Regions from separate parts of the Homo sapiens genome. Here region 1 is linked to region 2. A link is a contact called in ENCODE Hi-C or POLR2A ChIA-PET data. All regions are on one chromosome and are shown on one strand. The core of a region is the stretch at or near the end of the contact, and the rest is flanking DNA. Distances in the headings are between cores, read along the strand shown.

The links. A loop is a pair of places that touch in the nucleus more often than their neighbours do. ChIA-PET counts read pairs that join two places held with the same protein, here RNA polymerase II (POLR2A). Pooled maps may share reads with other maps.
Region 1: a map of dorsolateral prefrontal cortex shows a loop between it and region 2 (2.3-fold over the local background). The contact joins two enhancer-like sites. A Hi-C loop is called at or near these places in 2 of 168 maps with a recorded cell type or tissue (both dorsolateral prefrontal cortex) and 3 of 50 pooled maps. POLR2A ChIA-PET finds 5 or more read pairs at or near these places in 1 of 52 experiments (activated CD4-positive, alpha-beta T cell).

What each region holds. Positions count from the first base shown.
Region 1 is chr17:9,468,683-9,472,583 of GRCh38, forward strand. The region is part of intron 6 of STX8 (syntaxin 8); the gene reads right to left. Among named protein-coding and RNA genes, the nearest start is that of STX8, 110 kb to the right of the region's middle. Within about 2 kb of position 1,674, at least 3 of the 41 ENCODE cell types and tissues checked have a DNase peak (open chromatin) inside an H3K27ac peak, as active enhancers do.
Region 2 is chr17:9,257,616-9,261,070 of GRCh38, forward strand. All of the region lies in intron 7 of STX8 (syntaxin 8), which reads right to left. Among named protein-coding and RNA genes, the nearest start is that of NTN1, 240 kb to the left of the region's middle. RefSeq lists an enhancer at 337-928. Within about 2 kb of position 1,941, at least 4 of the 41 ENCODE cell types and tissues checked have a DNase peak (open chromatin) inside an H3K27ac peak, as active enhancers do.

The sequences.
Region 1 (3,901 bases), core at 424-2,923, 210 kb after region 2:
CAGCCTCTCAAGGGCATAGAGCTGCCCTGCCCAAGGACCCGGCCTTCCCAGGGTGTTCCCCATCCAATGACTGATCAAGGCTGGGGCATATAAGCCCAGCAATGTGAATTCAACGTGGGACAATCCTGAAGGCCATTTCGGCACCCGGGCTTCCCAGGGGGCTGTCGTCAAAGCCAGCCGCTCCCTCTGCTAATCCTGCTGCCCAGCTCCCTCCCACAAATGTTGATCCCATCAGTGCTCCTCATACGCATCCCGCATACAAAAGCCCCTCCGAGGCTGCTCCCCAGAGAATCCAACCCGTGCCTCAATGCCTCTATGGAGAAGAAAAAGAAATTCAATTTTCAAGGGAAGTGGTACAGGTTAAGCCAGATGGTTAGAAAAATTGCTTTCATTGTTATCTTGGGAATTTTCCTCCTCCAACAGATGGTTAAAGCTCAACCTAGGAGAAGGCTGGGCAGCTCAGCCAAGGTGGTCATTTGCGTGGTTCCAATCAGATAAAGGAGCACAGAAGAACTCTCAGGGAGGCACACTGAGCTACGTGGTCAGCCTCCAATCTCCTTTGAGCAAGGTGAGTGCTGTCCTGACCCACTTTAAAGCCAGCTCATTAGATATATTCCCATTCAAATCTAAGTCTAAGTTCATGTCTGTCTCTCATCAGTCTGTTTCATCTCTCTCTCTCATACACACACACACACACACACATCTACCCCTAAAGATGTTCCATGTCTCTTTCTCTTCCTTTCCATAGAAAACTGAGGCCTGATTACAGTGGTATTAGTCAGTTACATGTTCATAAGTGATAAAAGATTAAGAAGAAATAGGATCACCTTATTAATGTACATCCCAAGTCGTTGCTTCAAGGACAAACTCTCCGTGAGCCCATCCTAAATATATCTCCCATAAACACAACCAGTTCTTCTTCCTAAAGCTCTCTGTCCATTTCTGGCAAGAAAAAAGTACCAGAGAAAATCCTGTTTATAAAACAAAGCAAAACAAAAAATGGCTACTCTTGGGCTCTTTGATTGGCTGACAAAAGAAAATGGTAAAATGAGTCTTCACCTTATCGTCACCCCTAGAGATGGCCAAGTTTGGAATGAGTTTAGCAACATGAATCCTACACGAGCTAGGAGTGAATCCAGAAGCAGAGAGGAGGGTCACTCTTGGACACAGGACCTCAAATTATCCTGTTCAAATGACCCAAGGGAGTACAGAAACACCTTGGAGGGTCTCCTAAATTCACCTGTTCATAGATACAAAACGCTTATCACTGAAACATACTCTAAACCACTAGCTGTTAATTCCTCAGGACATAATAAATTTTTTTTAATTGTGCTTGTGGATTTCAAACTAACCAAATTGGTTGACAGAACTGTTCTACCTTTGATGTCAATTCAGTTCCCCAACTACTGTTTGAAATGGTTAAAATAAAAACAACAACAAAAATAATAAAGAGTCCTTATCACTGCATTCAAAATGCTTTCTCAAAGATTTCACCCTCCTGGCAGGACTGTCTAGATGGAAAGAGAATGTCGTGTCTCTTCCCAGAATAAACCGTTGAGACCACATTACCTTCCAGTTCAAGCTCCTTTAAGGATTTGAAATTACTTGAAACAACTACTCAGCAGCTTCAGTCTCTTTCTTACGCTGTCTTTCCCTGCTCAAGCACTTGGTTCTAATCAGACCACTTCCTTCCTGCTGCTTTGGTTTTTATTACCAAAGTTCTTCAGTCCTTTTCACCACCCCATATGCTAAACAATTTCCACTTTGAGAAGCACATTCTCAGAGAACTCTGAGGATAAGCCAAGCTCAGCTAAAGATCTTCAATAATGAATGAAACTGTGAAGAGCTACAATTTGTCTTAAGCGGCTTTCACCTTCTTTCTGTATCTTTTTCCTTCTAAAGAGCATGCATCTACTTTTCTCAGGAATTAAGCATTCTCATTCTTTCATTGATTCTCCAAACAGGAAAAGTAACATGATAAATAAGTCATATTTGGTGTAGGCCTCTATGCAGAAAAAGCTAACACAGCAGGCCTAACTGCTTTTTTCTTTTTTCTTTTTTTGAGACAGAGTCTCACTCTGTCTCCCAGGCTGGAGTGCAGTGGCACAATCTCGGCTCACTGCAAGCTCCGCCTCCCAGGTTCACACCATTCTCCTGCCTCAGCCTCCTGAGTAGCTGGGACTACAGGTGCCCGCCACCATGCCTGGCTAATTTTTTGTATTTTTTTTTTTTAGTAGAGATGGGGTTTCACTGTGTTAGCCAGGATGGTCTCAATCTCCTGACCTCGTGATCCACCTGCCTCGGCCTCCCAAAGTGCTGGGATTACAGGCGTGAGCCACTGCATCCTGCTTTTTTTTTTTTTTTTTTTTTTTGACAGAGTCTTACTCTGTCACCTAGGCTGGAATGCAGTGGCGTGATCTTGGCTCACTGCAACCTCCGCCTCCCGGGGCGTGAGCCACCGCACCCTGCTTTTTTTTTTTTTTTTTTTTGAGACAGTCTCACTCTGTCGCCTAGGCTGGAATGCAGTGGCATGATCTTGGCTCACTGCAACCTCCGCCTCCCGGGTTCAAGCAATTCTCCTGCCTCAGCTTCCCGAGTAGCTGGGATTACAGGCGCCCGCCATCACACCCAGCTAATTTTTATATTTTTTATTAGAGACAGGGTTTCACTATCTTGGCCAGGCTGGTCTCGAACTCCTGACCTCATGATCCACCTACCTCGGCCTCCCAAAGTGCTGGGATTACAGGCATGAGCCACCGCGCCCGGCCCTAACTGCTTTTCTTAACAAGGCACTGCTGCCAAGGTTGGCCCTTCCCTGGCTGGCATCCTGGAGCTTGGATTTTGGGAAGGACCCGCCATTAACTGGTAAGAGTGGCAATCTGTGCCTAAGCTGTATCAATGCTCTGTTTCATTAACACCTGGTTTCCTTCTGGGAGTCTGGGATGTGGGTACATGCCAGACAGGGTGCCTATGTGACCAAGACCCTCAAAAAACCCCGGGCACTGAGTCTCTAATGAGCCTTCCTGGTTGGTAATATGTCGCACGTGCTGTCACAACTCATCGTTGGGGTAATTCTGTGCACCCTGTGGGATTCCACTGGGAGAGGATGCTTGGAATCTTGCACCTGGTTTCCCCAGCACTTCAACCAGGAGCCTTTTCCCTTTGCTGATTTTGCTTTGTATCCTTTTGCTATGATAAATCATAATCATGAGGATAACTACAGTCCATTCCCGCTATTCACAGTAATTATGTTCCATAAAGTCACCATGAACACTGAATTAGCAAATACTCAACTGATGTTCCTGAGGGAGACATGTACCTCTATCTGTACATACCCCACACAGATCATAATATTAAATCCTAAAAACAACTCATCCTGGTAGATTCCTTTTTTTTTTTTTTTTCAAAAGAAAAAACAAAGTTCTGAAGTGTTACATAACTTGCCTGAGGCTGCTCCACTAAGAGGAGCCAGAGGTGGGATTTAAGCCTGTCTGTCTGGCCCCAGAGCCAGAGTGTCCACTGGTCATCCCTCTCTGAGGCCGAAACAAAAGGCAGGGCATCACCTTGTTCAACCTCGGCTGGGAATGTGCTTGTGGGGTGAGTCAAACCTTTTGCCACTTTATCCACGTCCATGAGTAAATGCGAGAGTACTGCTAGTATTCACTTGGGGGTTTTAAGTACATTTTAGTGGGTAGGTGAGTATAAGCTGAATCCTTTGAGTCCTCCTAGCAAACCACTAAACCTGGAGGTTGTCTTGGGGACCCCCACCGTAGCCTCCAAGGAGAGACCAAGATTCCCCTTCCTGCAGAGGCACTGAGGAGGAGAAACAGTATGACTAGGGCCAAAGTGGCAAGAGGTAGAGCTTCCAGAGCAACCTGCTCTTTGCATCTGTGATTACTTT
Region 2 (3,455 bases), core at 691-3,190:
CAGGAGTCTTTTTATCTGGTTTTGTTGCAAGGAAAGCCGCCTTAGCTGCCTACTACTATTTTGGTTGTCTTGAACCAAAACACATATTCTGGCCAGGCGTGGTGACTTATGCCTGTAACCCCAGCACTTTGGGAGGCCAAGGCGAGTGGATCACCTGAGGTCAGGAGATTGAGACCAGCCTGGCCAGCATGGCCAAACCCCGTCTCTACTAAAAAATGCAAAAATTAGCCGGGCGTGATGGCAGGTGCCTGTAATCCCAGCTACTTGGGAGGCTGAGGCTGGAGAATCACTTGAACCCGGGAGGAGGAGGTTGCGGTGAGCTGAGATTGCGCCACTGCACTCCAACCTGGGTGACAGAGCGAGATTTTGTTTAAAACAAAAACAAAAACAAAAAAAGCATATTCTTTTTGTTTGCCTCGCTTTTCACACCAGAAGAGTTAGGCCAACTGGCAACCCACACGTAGCTACTAAACTTAAAGATGAACAGAGGACACTTCTTAGGGACAATTCCTAAAGTTTGTTTTATTTTTTTGGCAGTTGTGCCTGTCAATAGGTGACATTTGCTTATGTATTAACCAGTGATCAGTCTCACTGTTCAAACAGACTTTTCACGGCAGACTCCTGAGCTGAGGTGGGGAATAAGCAGGAGAAGAGACAAAACTGGAATATTTATCTTCAAAAGTTCATGTAAATGTTCCCTTTAATCCCACGACTGGGCAAATACACGAAGAAAAGAGTAGACGCCGTGCAGAGAAGGTGAGCGTATTTACATTCTGATTTCCAGATTGAGAGGCTGGAGAATGGTGGCTATGCTTGAGGTCTCTGCCCAGACCTGCCCACTCCAGGGGCTGTGTGTGCTCTGCTGGGGGACCCAGAGTGTGACACTAGCAGCCTTCCTACAGCCGCTGCTCAGCTGCGCCAGGGGAAACCAGGCACTGGGGGTGTGGAGAGGAGGACCTACCTGCCTCTGATCACACCCCTCTTGAATCTATCTTACCCCACAGTTCTACATTTTAATTTCCGCCGAATAATGCTTTCATTAAAACACTGGGCAAAAGTCATCTCTGGTTTTCTGAGTTTGTTTTGTTCTTAGCCTGGCATCCAACTCAACTCTGCAGGTTTTTCTTTCTCTGTATTGTGGGCCAGGCTTCCTCTGTGGCTCCAGGGGGTTGCATCTGACTCATCAATGGAGTCTCTGCCCGCTCCCCTCTGAGTGTAGCCTCAGCCCATTTTCCACCCGCCCCAGGGCAGGGCCGAAGCCTTGAAGGCTCATCCTCTGTATTTCATGTCCTCCATGAAGACTGCTCAGCCCGTACACAGCCAGCTTGTCCTGGAATCCGAGGGTATCTGCAGCAAGGCCATTGCTCTTAAATGACTCCCTTCCACCTTTGGTTCTTTTTTTATTAATAATTCCTTCCTCAGGCCATAGAATCTCCAAAAACAGATCAATGCAGTCTGGTGCGGTGGAAGGGGTACTGATTTTACAGTCAAGAAGACCTGACTTCTAATCTGCCACTGGTATACTATGACACGTTGGGAAAGTTTAACTCTGGAGCTCAGTTCTACCATCTCTGAAACAAGACTGAAAAATCCTGACTTCACAGGCTTGTTGTGAGGATTTCGGAAGATACAGTACATGAAACTTCTAGAACATAACTGGCACTCAATAAATGGTAACTCTCCCAACAATAATTATTACTCCTCGTAATAATTACACCCTGCCTGAAACGGGTGCCTAGTGGTCGCAGGTGCTCCGTAAATGTCCTGCAACAGAGCCAGTCTCTCAGCTTAACAACAGAAATCAAATGTCACTCTCTCCAAAAGAGAAGGAAGAGTAGCAAAAACAGAGGAACACCTGGGTGGCATTTAGTGTAGAAACAGAGGGAGCAATTCTCTCCGAGGCCCGGCGGTGATGAGGGCGTCCGGGAAAGGTTGGAAGTTCAGGGTGGAATGTCTGGCAGCCTCTGTGTCAGTTATTAGCTACAGGAAGGGCAGCTGTGCTGGGCGGAATGCTGGCGGCGGTCAGCAGGCAGGCAGAACACAGCCAAGTGGACACCAGGTGAGAGGAACTGTGAAAGGCCCAGACTTTTTAAAAGCCAGTGAGGAAGTGGAGGTCAGAGCAGGGGTCACAGGACGGGGTCACAGGCAGGAGGAGGAGAAGGTTAAAGCAAACCACAAGGAGCACCCGACTTTATAACACATTCAGCTACGCGGGAGAAAAGGTGGAGAGGAACCCAGGGGCCCCTAGGGGAGCCTGTGCGTCTGGCCATGCTGCATAAATAACAATAATAATAATGACGATGAAAATAATAGTCATAGTGTCCGGGCATGGTGGCTAACGCCTGTAATCCCAGCACTTTGGGAGGTCACGGCGGGTGGATTGCATGAGCCCAGGAGTTCAAGACTAGCCCGGGCAACATGGTGGAAACCTGTCTCTAATTTAAATTTTAAAAAAGAAAAAGAATAATATTAATAGTAGTAGTGTCACAAGAACAGAAGTCAAGAATAAAGCCTGGGCAACAATGCGAGATCCCACCTCTACAAAGAGTATTTTTAAATTAGCTGGCTGTGGTGATGTGTGGCTGTAATCCCAGCTACTCGGGAGGCTGTGGTGGGAGGACTGCTGGAGCCCAGGAGTTCGAGGCTGCAGTGAGCTGTGATTGCACCACTGCACCTCAGCCTGGGTGACAGAGTGAGACCCTGTCTCTTAAAAGAAAAGTCAAGAAGGCCGGGCGCGGTGGCTCACACCTGTAATCCCAGCAATTTGGGAGGCCAAGGCGGGCGGATCCCCTGAGGCCGGGAGTTTGAGACCAGCCGGGCCAACATGGTGAAACCCTGTCTCTACTAAAAATACAAAAATTAGCCAGGCGTGGTGGTGCACGCCTGTAATCCCACCTACTCAGGAGGCTGAGGCAGGAAAATTGCTTCAACTCGGGAGGCGGAGGTTGCAGTGAGCCGAGATCGTGCCACTGCACTCTAGCCTGGGCAACAGAGTGAGACTCCGTCTCAGAAAAACAAACAAACAAACAAACAAACAAACAACTGTGGTCTTTTGGGGTGGCTCTTTAGAGTGGCCAGGCCAGTGTCCCCCATGTGCCTGGGTGGGTTTGTGCTGAGGCAACACTGGGAAGAGAGAGGCACCTGGCACCCTCCTCACCCTGGAAACTCAGCCCTCTCCCCAGAAGGCCAGGCCCCTACCTGGAGAGAATTCACTCCCAGCCTGAGCTGGTGCCCAGCACCGGGCTGATGAGGCACTGCTCTGCAGGAACACAGAAACGTGGAAAGAATCAACTGGAAAGAAGGCAGCAACTGTCGGAAAAGAGAACGGTGTGAAGAGAGACATCTGGGGGCCAGAGGGAGCAAGAGAATCAGGAGAAGGTGGCCTGGAAGGGGTGGGGGTTGGGATGAGAGAAAAAAAGGACTGGTCTAGAAGCAGGAAATTAAAAGGAATGAAG